2 separate regions of the Homo sapiens genome follow, and region 2 is linked to region 1. Evidence: read pairs that join two places in POLR2A ChIA-PET (ENCODE). Cell type or tissue: CD4-positive, alpha-beta T cell. All regions are shown on one strand. Each heading gives the region's core, and the rest is flanking DNA. Links, peaks and the distances in the headings are about the cores only. Region 1 has its middle 9.5 kb from the start of TOP2A. Region 2 holds the start of LOC105371773 (a long non-coding RNA gene).

What was found. Peaks named below come from ENCODE experiments on the same cell type or tissue, not always from the same donor. Only the 100,000 strongest peaks of a DNase experiment are listed, where the experiment ranks them.
Region 2: POLR2A ChIA-PET joins it to region 1 with 11 read pairs; 12 of 35 experiments call an interaction of 5 or more read pairs at or near these places.

Annotation. Positions count from the first base shown.
Region 1 is chr17:40,424,668-40,430,039 of GRCh38, reverse strand. No RefSeq gene overlaps it. Among named protein-coding and RNA genes, the nearest start is that of TOP2A, 9.5 kb to the right of the region's middle. In CD4-positive, alpha-beta T cell, for the core only: no CTCF peak of the experiment used is centred there; a DNase peak (open chromatin) is centred at 2,969; H3K27ac peaks cover 547 bases.
Region 2 is chr17:40,513,770-40,519,141 of GRCh38, reverse strand. It overlaps LOC105371773 (a long non-coding RNA gene), which reads right to left and starts at 2,197. Exons shown (of 4, transcript NR_188623.1): 1 at 2,093-2,197. In CD4-positive, alpha-beta T cell, for the core only: no CTCF peak of the experiment used is centred there; DNase peaks (open chromatin) are centred at 2,221, 3,221 and 3,551; H3K4me3 peaks cover 3,231 bases.

The sequences.
Region 1 (5,372 bases), core at 183-5,182:
CCTGTGTGTTCGGAAACTGACGCCTAATAGATGCTCAGTCATGCCTATTGGCTCACTAACCCTGTACCTCACTCCCCTAGGATCTCCCCCTGGGGGGTTCCCCAGGGGCTGGAGAGCTCATCTTATCCTGTATTCTACCCCCCTTCCCAATACAGGATAGAAGAGAGAGCAAGGCTTGCATAGTGGGAGAGGCTTGGAGGGGCCTCCTGGAGCCTCTAGTCCACCTGGAAAGGTGATCTATGCTCAGGTGGGTCTCCCTGAGAGAACAGAAGAGGCCCGTGTCCTCAGGCCAAGGCTCCCTTTCTTTATGGCTGCCCTTTCCTCTTTCTCTTTTACCTCCTTGTGATGGTTAGTACTGAGTGTCAACTTGATTGGATTGAAAGGTGCAAAGTATTGATCCTGGGTGTGTCTGTGAGGGTATTTCCAAAGGAGATTAACGTTTGAGTCAGTGGGCTGGGAAAGGCAGACCCACCCTTAATCTGGCTGGACACAATCTAATCAGCTGCCAGCACAGCTAGGATAAAAGCAGGCAGAAGAATGTGAAAATACTAGACTGGCTTAGCCTCCCAGCCTACATCTTTCTCCCATGCTGGATGTTTCCTGCACTCGAACATCAGACTCCAAGTTCTTCACCTTTGGGATTCGAACTGGCTTCCTTGCTCCTCAGCTTGCAGATGGACTATTGTGGGACCTTGTGATCATGTGAGTTTAATATTCCTTAATAAACTCATATATATATATATAAACTCATATATATATAAACTCATATATATATACTCATATATATATATATGTATATAATATCCTATTAGTTCTGTCCCTCTAGAGAACCCTGACTAATACACTCCTCTTCCTCCTCAAAACAACATCCTCAAATATTCCTGTCAAATATCACCTCCTACCATTAGGGATTAATTCCCTTGGCTTTGAGGAAGCAGTGTGTACAGTAGAACATCCAATAGACCAGGAATTGTGATCTTACACATGTCAATTTTTTTTTTGAGACGGGGTCTTGCTCTGTCACCCAGGCTGGAGTGCAGTGGTGCGATCTCACCTCACTGCAAGCTCTGCCTCCCGGGTTCATGCCATTCTGCCTCAGCCTCCCAAGTAGCTGGGACTACAGGCGCCCGCCACCATGCCCGGCTAATTTTTTGTATTTTTAGTAGAGACAGGGTTTCACCACATTAGCCAGGATGGTCTCCATCTCCTGACCTCATGATCCACCCGCCTCGGCCTCCCAAAGTGCTGGGATTACAGGCGTGAGCCACGGTGCCCAGCCACACATGTCAATTCCTATATGTCAGTGAAGCCTATGAAAATGTCTTTCTCGGCCGGGCGCGGTGGCTCACGCCTGTAATCCCAGCACTCTGGGAGGCCGAGGTGGGTGGATCATGAGGTCAGGAGATCAAGACCATCCTGGCTAACACGGTGAAACCCCGTCGCTACTAAAAAATACAAAAAATTAGCCAGGTGTGGTGGCGGGTGCCTGTAGTCCCAGCTACTCGGGAGGCTGAGGCAGGAGAATGGTGTGAACCCAGGAGGCAGAGCTTGCAGTGAGCCGAGATCGCACCACTGCACTCCAGCCTGGGCAACAGAGCGACTCCATCTCAAAAAAATAAAAATAAAAGAAGAAGAAAATGTCTTTCTCTTCTCAGAATAAATAATTCCAGATGCCTCCCCTGCCCTCTCTTCTCTCACCTATCTGCTCATAATTTAAGCCATTGGCAATACCCTGCCACTCCCCTCATTGTTTCATCTGCTCCACTTCTCTCAAAGTTCTCTGGCAGAAGTGGATGCTCTCCCTCCTCCCTACTGCCTCTAATGCCACCATCATTACCCCTAGCACCTTCTGCCTCCAGGTGTTCCCCCAGTAACAGAAGAAGGAAGGTGTCTACAGAGACACTCTGTGACTGTCCCCTGTGACTGTTTTGCCTCCGCTTCTAGAGGACAGACATAACCTGGTTCCTCAATCAGACCCCTGCTGACATTTTATCCACTTCCCAGCTAGGAGCAGGGTTCATTAGCCCTAGTGGAGAATTCCTCTCCCCTTTTACCTATGAGATGCAGCCCTACTCAAGAGAAGCTTTCTCTGAGACCCTTGCAACTGACCCCTTTTTCCCCTTCTGGGTTTTCTTTCCTGCAGCTTCCTCACTGGGTGTCTTAGTCTGTTTCATGCTGCTATAACAGAATACCTGAGATTAGATAATTTATTTAAAGCATGGATTTATTTCTTACAGTTCTAAAGACTGGGAAGTCCAAGATCAAGGGGCCTGCATCTGGTGAGGGCCTTCATGCTGTGTCATCCCATGGCAGAAGGCAAAAGGACAAGAGAGCAAGAGATCAAACTTGCAGCCTCAGCCTCAAGTCCTTTTATAATTGTCATTAATCCATTCATGAGCACGGAGTTCATGACCTACAAACCTCCCGTTAGGCCCCACCTTCCAACACTGTTGTGTTGGGGATTAACTTTCCACACATGCTTTTTGAGGGACACATTCAAACCGTAGCACTGGGTCTTTGAGTCCAAGGTAGAGATGTTCCTGCATAGCCCCAGTGTCCCCAAGGACAGCCCAGCTGATGCCAGCAATGAGTACTGTACCTTCCACTGAATCCAAAGAGGATGCAGCAAACTGCTGGTACAGTCATCCCTGGCTTCCATAGGGGCATAAGCAGAGGCTTGTGTGGACATTTCCCTTCACTTAGGGGTTTGACAGCCCAGCCACCTGGCCAGAGAGCTGGCTTTCCTGCACAAGGGGTCTGGTAGCTGGGTGTGCTGCCTCCAGGTGGACAATGATAGTGCTAATAATACCATTCACAGAAGGCCTCCAGTGGGTGGGCATTGTACTAGGTGAGGGTACCAAAGAAATAAGTAAATCCCTGACTTTAGAAGAGCTTGTGGTTTGAAGTGGGAGACCTGTGGGTAAACACACAGTGCTGTGTAATAGAGAGAAATGCACAGGAAGCCAAGAAAACAAAGACAAACCAAGGCTGGTTAGAGCAAGCTTCAAAGGAAGGTGATATTGAGCTGGGTGTGTTGGGTGACAGAATCCCAGCTTACTCTGCAGGCTGAGGCAGGAGGATCCTTGAGCCCAGGAGTTTGAGGTGATCTTGAGCAACATAAGAAGACCCCATCTCATAAATAAGTAAATAAATATTTTTTTTTAAAGGAAGTGACATTGGATCTGTGTCTTGAAAGATCAGTAGAAATTCACAATCTTGGGGACACTGCCTAACTCTTGCAAGCCTGAGTTGCCTTAGTTTAAAGGATTGTTGTAAAGATTAGGGAGAAAGTTATGTGCAGTGCTTATAATTGGCATTCAACAAACTATAATCAGCAAAACTATTGTTGGAAATAGAGTGTGTATCAGTCAGGATTCCCATCTTCCTGCTCCTGTAGCTTCTCTCATGATCAGGAAGGAAGACAGAAAACCACATAAGCAGCACTTAACTCCAGGCCTTTGGGAAACACCATTATTTTCTTCAATCCTAAACAGAAGGATCTAACTTTCTATTTTCTTCAGGTGAATAATTTGCTCCTAGCACCACTCCACCCTTTCCAACCTGCCTAGTGTCTCAGATCGTCAGTGAAGGGGACCCTGTAGACATAAACTGGCCCTGATTGCCTTGGAGATAGCAGCAGGGGGGGACAACTGCCGGATAACGTCGGAGGGAAGACGCTCCAGAGACGTACTTTTTTATTCCTCTTCCGAGGTAGAGGATTCCAATGCAGAAGTTCCTCGGTGATGACCTTCCATGTTCCACAGTGACCAAATAAAACATACTGAGGGCGATCATTCAAGTAGCCTGAGGACTATCAAGATACTCAGTCCAGTTCTGCCTCCCTTTCCTGGTGTGAAAAGCTGAGAGAACAGAGAGGCCCAGCCCTGGCCTCTGCTGTCAGATGGGAGGGCTACTTTACCACTTCCATTCTGTGGGCTGCAGAGGAAGGATGTAGGGAGCTGGAGAGTTTAGGGGTGAGGAAGCAGCAAGGGGCTCATTATGTTTGCCCAGGTCTTGCTGATCAAGTCTCCAGCAGGCATAAAACTAAGGCCAAGCTCCAGTTCCAGCAGCTGCCATCGGCAGGCACTGGTGCCAGAGAGGGGCAATTGGGGATGTCTTAGGGAGCTGGCAGAGCCCCAGCCATACCACTAGGCCACGAGATGGGGGAAGGGATGTCACATAAAGAGTGAAAAGGATCCGTGGCCCTCCTCTGCCTCCCCATACACCAGGGTTCAGCCCCGATGGGCTTGAGCTCCTCTGCAGCCCTGGTTGGGCTCTGTGGGGGGGAAAGGAAGACAAAGCTGCAGGCATACCCTGATTTAAACCAACTCAATAAATGAAAAGTCATATTTGGAATTACAGTGTCAGAACTTGAAAAGCCCTTAACAGTAATTTACCCATTAATTTTAAAAATCTAAGCAGTGGAGCCCTGTGTTTAATGAAGTTTTACACAGAACCTAAAATATGAAAAGATGAAAGTGGGACTGTTCTGGATTGGTTAACTGGGCCTCACCTCCTCCAAGTGCTTTCACTATCACCTCTCTCTTTTTTTTTTTTTTTTTTTTTTTTTTTTGAGACGGAGTCTCACTCTGTCACCCAGGCTGGAGTGCAATGGCGCGATCTCGGCTCACTGCAAACTCCGCCTCCCGGGTTTGCACCATTCTCCTGCCTCAGCCTCCCGCATAGCTGGGACTACAGGTGCTCACCACCATGCCCGGCAAATTTTTTTTTTTTTTTTTTTTTGTATTTTTAGTAGAGACAGGGTTTCACTGTGTTAGCCAGGATGGTCTCCATCTCCTGACCTGGTGATCTGCCCGCCTCGGCCTCCCAAAGTGCTGGGATTACAGGCGTGAGCCACCATGCCCGGCCTCACTATCACCTCTCTGAGACTGTGAAGAAGGCATTTTGCAACCCAATCCTCTAGCTGGGGTACCTCAACTTCAGTTTACAGGTGGGGAAACTGAAAACTAGAGAGAGAAGGGGATTTACCCAAGCTCGTGCAACTAGGGACAGCAGAGCTGGTCTGGGACTTCTCACCACAGCACAGTGTCCCTTACTTTGGTCCAAAGATTTAACTTTTCTGCAGAGTTCTTAGCACTGAGTTCCCAAGTCTACTGATAATCTATCTTTATCTATAAAAATTACATTCTTACACAAACGTGTATAGACAGGTATGCCTGCCTTCAATGAGGTGGGGGAAGGTGACAGGGGTGAGAAGGGTGACCTTACTTTTAAATTTTCAAATAGGAGGAAAAATACAAAAAGCAACTCTTGGCTGGGTGCAGTGGCTCACGCCTGTAATCCCAACACCTTGGGAGGCTGAACTGGGAGGACCACTTGAGCCCAGGAGTTGGAGACCAGCCTGGGAAACA
Region 2 (5,372 bases), core at 66-5,065, 89 kb before region 1:
TCAGAGCCCTTTGAGGGGCAGAGGGGTGGCGGGAGGGTGGTTGGCAACAAGCCTGTGGGTGAGAAACCCTCCTCAAGGCCTTGGAGGAGCCCTAATCGCCAAGCAAAGAAACATACCTGCCCTGCCCTCAGGGAGCTCCCACTCCAAGGGGGAGACCCAGGCCCTACTTGGGGATGGGGATGCAGGGATAGGGGTGGGGGCTCAGGCTTGCTCACTGAGACACCTCAGGGAAGGGCGCAGGCCTGCAGGTGGAGGGCGGAGACTCCATGAGTAATCAGGTTTACAGAGGAATGCACTTCCAAGGAAAATGAGTCAGAGGCAGGAAGAGGAGAGTGAGAGCCCAGTCTGGATGCCACCCTCACCTGACCTACAAGGCTCGCTGCCCCAGGCACTTGGGGAGACCCCTGTTCCCTCTCACACTCTCAGCCCTACTATAGGCCCCGGTGAAATGCAGGGAAGATCCCTGTAGCCAAAAGTCCTATAAATGATGGTGAGGAGTCAGGAAGGAGACCCTAATGAATCCTCTCCCAGCACCCTGTTTTCTCTTCTGCCTGGAACTCAAACAGTATTTGCAGGAAAGCACCCACTGAAGGTGCTCCTTCTTCCTCTGGGCATGCACTCCAGGAGGCATGCTTGCTATTTGAACATCCCTGAGCACTTTGCATTTTCAGCCTGGCCAATCTGCCTCCAACTTGCACTCCCAGAAGACTGAGAGCTGCCTAAAGGCAGAACCCAGCCTGGCTCTCTGGTCCTTAGAGTCATGGTGTTTAACACTGTTGAATGGACAAATTCAACTCTACTGTATTGGACTATATTGGACTGTACTTACTAAGTACTGTACTTCTCAAAGCCAGTCATGTGCCTGTATCTCCACCACCACCACCCTAGGCTCCTGCCCTCTGCACTTGATCAGCTCCCCAACCCTTTAGCCATACCACATCCAGAGGATCTTGCAAAACACAATGTCTTGGGAGGATTGCTGGATCCCAGGAGGTCAAGGCTACAGTGAGCTATGATCGTGCCACTGCACTCCAGCATGGGTGACAGAGAAGACCTTGTCTCAAAAATAAACCAAAACAGGGCCGGGCACTGTGGCTCACTGCTGTAATCCCAGCACTTTAGGAGGCCGAGATGGGCAGATCACGAGGTCAGGAGATTGAGACGATCCTGGCTAACAGGGTGAAGCCCCGTCTCTACTAAAAATACAAAAAAATTAGCTGGGTATGGTGGCATGTGCCTGTAGTCCCAGCTACTCAGGAGGCTGAGGCAGGAGAATTCTTGAACCCGGGAGGTGGAGATTGCAGTGAGCTGAGATAGCACCACTGCACTCCAGCCTGGGCGACAGAGCGAGACCCTGTCTCAAAAATACATAAATAAAAATAAAAATAGATAAACAAAAACAAATTAAAAAAACCAAACACAATGTCATCACGCTTCTACAAATGTTCTGTTGCTTCCCACTGTTTTCAAGGTAAATCCAAAACCTCTAAGCTGGTGCACTGGGGCTGGCCCCTAGGTGCCTCTCTGGCCTCCTTGTTGTAAATCCTTCTGTCTTTGTCCACCAGCTGCACTGAGTTTTCTTCAGCTCCTCAACAGGACCGCTATCACTCACTCCTACCCCAGGACCTTTGCACCTGCAGTCTCTTCCATCTGCAAGTTCTTTCTCTCTCCTTTACCCTTTTTGCCTGGCTAGCTTCTATTGTATTCAGATCTTGGATTAATTGAGGCAGCTCTCCGTGATCCCCTATAGGCATGTCCCTTGTTACACATTCTCAAGGCAACCTTGACTTTTCCTTCATAGCCTCTTTCACAGTCCATAATTAGACATCTGCATGGTTATTTCATCAATGTCTACCCTCCATCCTCATCCCCCATCCTGTCCCAAAGACCATCAACAGGATGTGGACCGATGCCCAGGCCCAGCCCTAGCACCTGCCCCCCAGGAGGCTGGAATCAGAAGGACACGCCTGACCCAGAAAGGCCCCACACCCCAGGAGCCTGAGATCTGGGATAGTACTTGGCCCAAAAGGGCAGCCCCACCCTGTGCTGCCAAAGTTGCAAGAGGAAGAACTGGGGCTCTGGGTATACTTACCTGGAAAGAGAAAGCTGAGGAATGCTTGAAGACAGAGATAAGATGGCCAGAAAGCAGGAAATGAGCTGCAGATAGCTGTTGGCTGAGGCAGGGCAGTTTAGAATTAAGGCTGCAGATCAAAGCCACAGGAAGTGGGCTGGTATTTTTCGGTAACAGCAAAATCTGATAGAAGCCACAGTTTCCTGTCTGGGTGGGGCAGGCAATTCATTCACTCATTCATACATATTTGTTCCTATCATATGGTCATTCAACAAATATTGATTGAGCACCTTTCTGGGTGCCAGACACTGTGCAGTGCCCTGGGGGACAGCAGTGAGTACAAGTGAATTAAGTCCCTACTCTCCTGAATTTGCAGGCATCTATCTTGTTGTCTAGACCTTTTTCCCAACTGCCAGCCTATAGTCCATTTAGTGAGTCACAGCCAGCATTTTTTTAAATGCAATACAGAATGGGATAGAAAATATTAGTGTAGCCCAAGCAGTGAGGATAAGCATTCAGTTATACATGTATTACGTGAACTGGGTCCTGGCATAAAATGTATTTCTTCCTGTGGTTCATAATCAGAAAAGTTTGAGAAACATCATTCTAAGCATTATTTAAATAATTCCAAGGCCGGGCATGGTGGCTCACACCTGTAATCCCAGCACTTTGGGAGGCCGAGGCAGGTGGATCACCTGAGGTCAGTAGTACGAGGCAAGCCTGACCAACATGGTGAAACCCCATCTCTACTAAAAATACAAAAAAAAATTAGCCAGGCGTGGTGGTGCATGCCGGTAATCCCAGCTACTCAGGAGGCTGAGGTAGGAGAATCGCTTGAACCCAGGAGGCGGAAGTTGCAGTGAGCCGAGATCGCGCCACTGCATTCCAGCCTGGGCAACAAGAGCGAAACTCCGTCTCAAAAAAAAAAAAAAAAATTCATAACCGAAGTCAATGATAGGGAGCATGAAGAAATACACAGAGTGCTACAGGAGGTTAGAACAGTAGGGCCCCAACTGGTCTGGGCTGGGGACGGTGGTCAGGGACATCTTTGCTGCAGAGAGGATGCCTGAGTTCTCTGAGAAGGGGGCGGGGAGTGGGAAATGGAGGAGTGCTAAGGGAAGGATGGGGGAGGAGGTGTGAACTAGTACTGTGTCAAGAGGATGGCTTGGCGAAGGAGCAGTCAGGCAGAGACCGGCATGTGCCACACGCACCATCAGAGGGTGGGGGAGGGTGGCGGGACGTGGAGGTGGAGAGGTGGGAAGGAGCCTTGTGAAGCTTATTGAACAGTTGGGTCTCGATCCTAAAAGCAATGAGAAGCCACTGGTGGGTTTATTCATTCATATATCCAACAACCGCTTGCTGAGGAATCCCTTCCCCTGGCATCCTGGTGCTGGAGACACAGAGATGAAAACACCCTGAAGCCACTTCCAGGCCAGTTGAGAGTCAAGACATGCTGGAAACATGAAGAAGCAATCAAGACAGGAAGCAGTCAATGCAGACGCACATCCTACTGAAGGAAACCAGTGTTTTAGAACGGGTTCCCCAGAAGCAGACTCTGAGACAAGGATGAGCATGAGATTCATTGACTTGGCAGGTGATCCCAGGAAGCACTGTAGGGAAATGGAAGAGTGACACAGAAAGGGGGAGGAAGCCAATGGAGGAGGACTGACAAGCCCCTGTGGGCAACTGGGAACTCAAACGCAATCCCACTGGAAGCCCCTGAGAGATGGCAGAACACACCTACAGGAAGTAAAGATGGTTTTCATCATCCAGTTCGCATCTGTCACTGGCTGAAGGCTGCTCCTGGGGTCATCAACTCCACAACACTCCTAACCTGTCCCATGCACAGGACAGACAGCCTGCTTCTGTCTGCAGAGAAGGCCTCTGGCAGAACTGCAGGGATGCAGGCAGAAGCCTCAGCATGCAGGGGAACAGCGAATGCCAACGGTGGATGCACAGGGCACCAAAGTCATCCTGTGCAGCTTCCAGAGCATTCTGTGGCCCCTTAACTCATCTGTATTTGATGTAGGATGATGAGCCCCAAATATCAAACTACAGCCCTAACTTTTATTTGGCCTCCAAATCTTTATATCAGCTCTCCCTCAGACATCTCACTTTGGATGTCCCATGAGCACCTCAAATCATCAGGTCCTCAAACTTAATGCATATGCATCTCCATCCTCACCATTAAACCTACATACCTCCTGTTTCCCTACTGGGATGGATGGTGCCCCCAATTACCCAGTCACTCAAGCCCAAACCAGCTAAGCACAATCCCTCAATCCTGTTACTTCTCTCACTGCCCAGCCTTAGGGTGACTCCCCTACCCCACCCTATCTCACCCAGATCATGGTATCAGCTTTCCAGGTGTCCTCCCCACCCCCATCATGCCCTCTGTGGGGCAGCCCAGGCAGACTTTCCAACACACAGATCTGGTTGTGTCCATCCCCTGCTTGAAATCCTTCATGCTTCCCAATGCCTCGCCAGCCTAACATCCCCGCACCATCATTGCCAACATGCCACTTTGTATTATCCAACTCTTCCAAGTTATTCCACATTTCCCTGCCACATGTTCATTCCTTTGCACTTGCTGAGTCTGCTGCTTTTTGTTTGTTTATTCAGACAGGATCTCACTCTGTCACCCAGGCTTGAGTGCAGTGGCACCATCATAGCTCATTGCAGCCTCAAATTCCTGGGCTCAAGGGATCCTCCTACCTCAGCCTCCCAAGTAGCTAGGACTACAGATGTGCACCACTGCACCCAACCTGAACCCACTTTCTAAACTCAATGACCTCTGCTTTTGTCCACCTGGCAAATAACCCTTCTCGTTGTATCTCAGCCCTGCCTCCTCTAGCAAGTGGGAGCACGGAGGTCCTGATTCCCTCCGTGCTCCCACTGTGCTGCTCACCTCCTCCTCGGCAGAGCAAGGACATCATGAAATAGCCATCGTTAAACTGCAGGTCTGCCTTCTCCACTAGACTGTGAGCTCCTCCTTGAGAACAGGGACATTATTTTATTTTTGTTTCCCCAGCACCTTAGCACAGAGCCTGCTCCCAGGAATCCCTCCATATATGAAGTGACTAAGCTAAGGTGACCCCACTGGACAGTGTCTGAACCACGATGACACTCATTCCCACCTTCTCTCCTTCTGCTGGATAGAGCCACCAAGTACAGGTGACATGTGCCTGTTAAGGTGAGGGACAAAATAGAGCAGTGCTTCATCTACCAACATGGCACTCCTGAACCCTCCCAGCAGGGTTATAATAGTGGGGACAGGGTGCACCAAACCATCAGTGGCCTC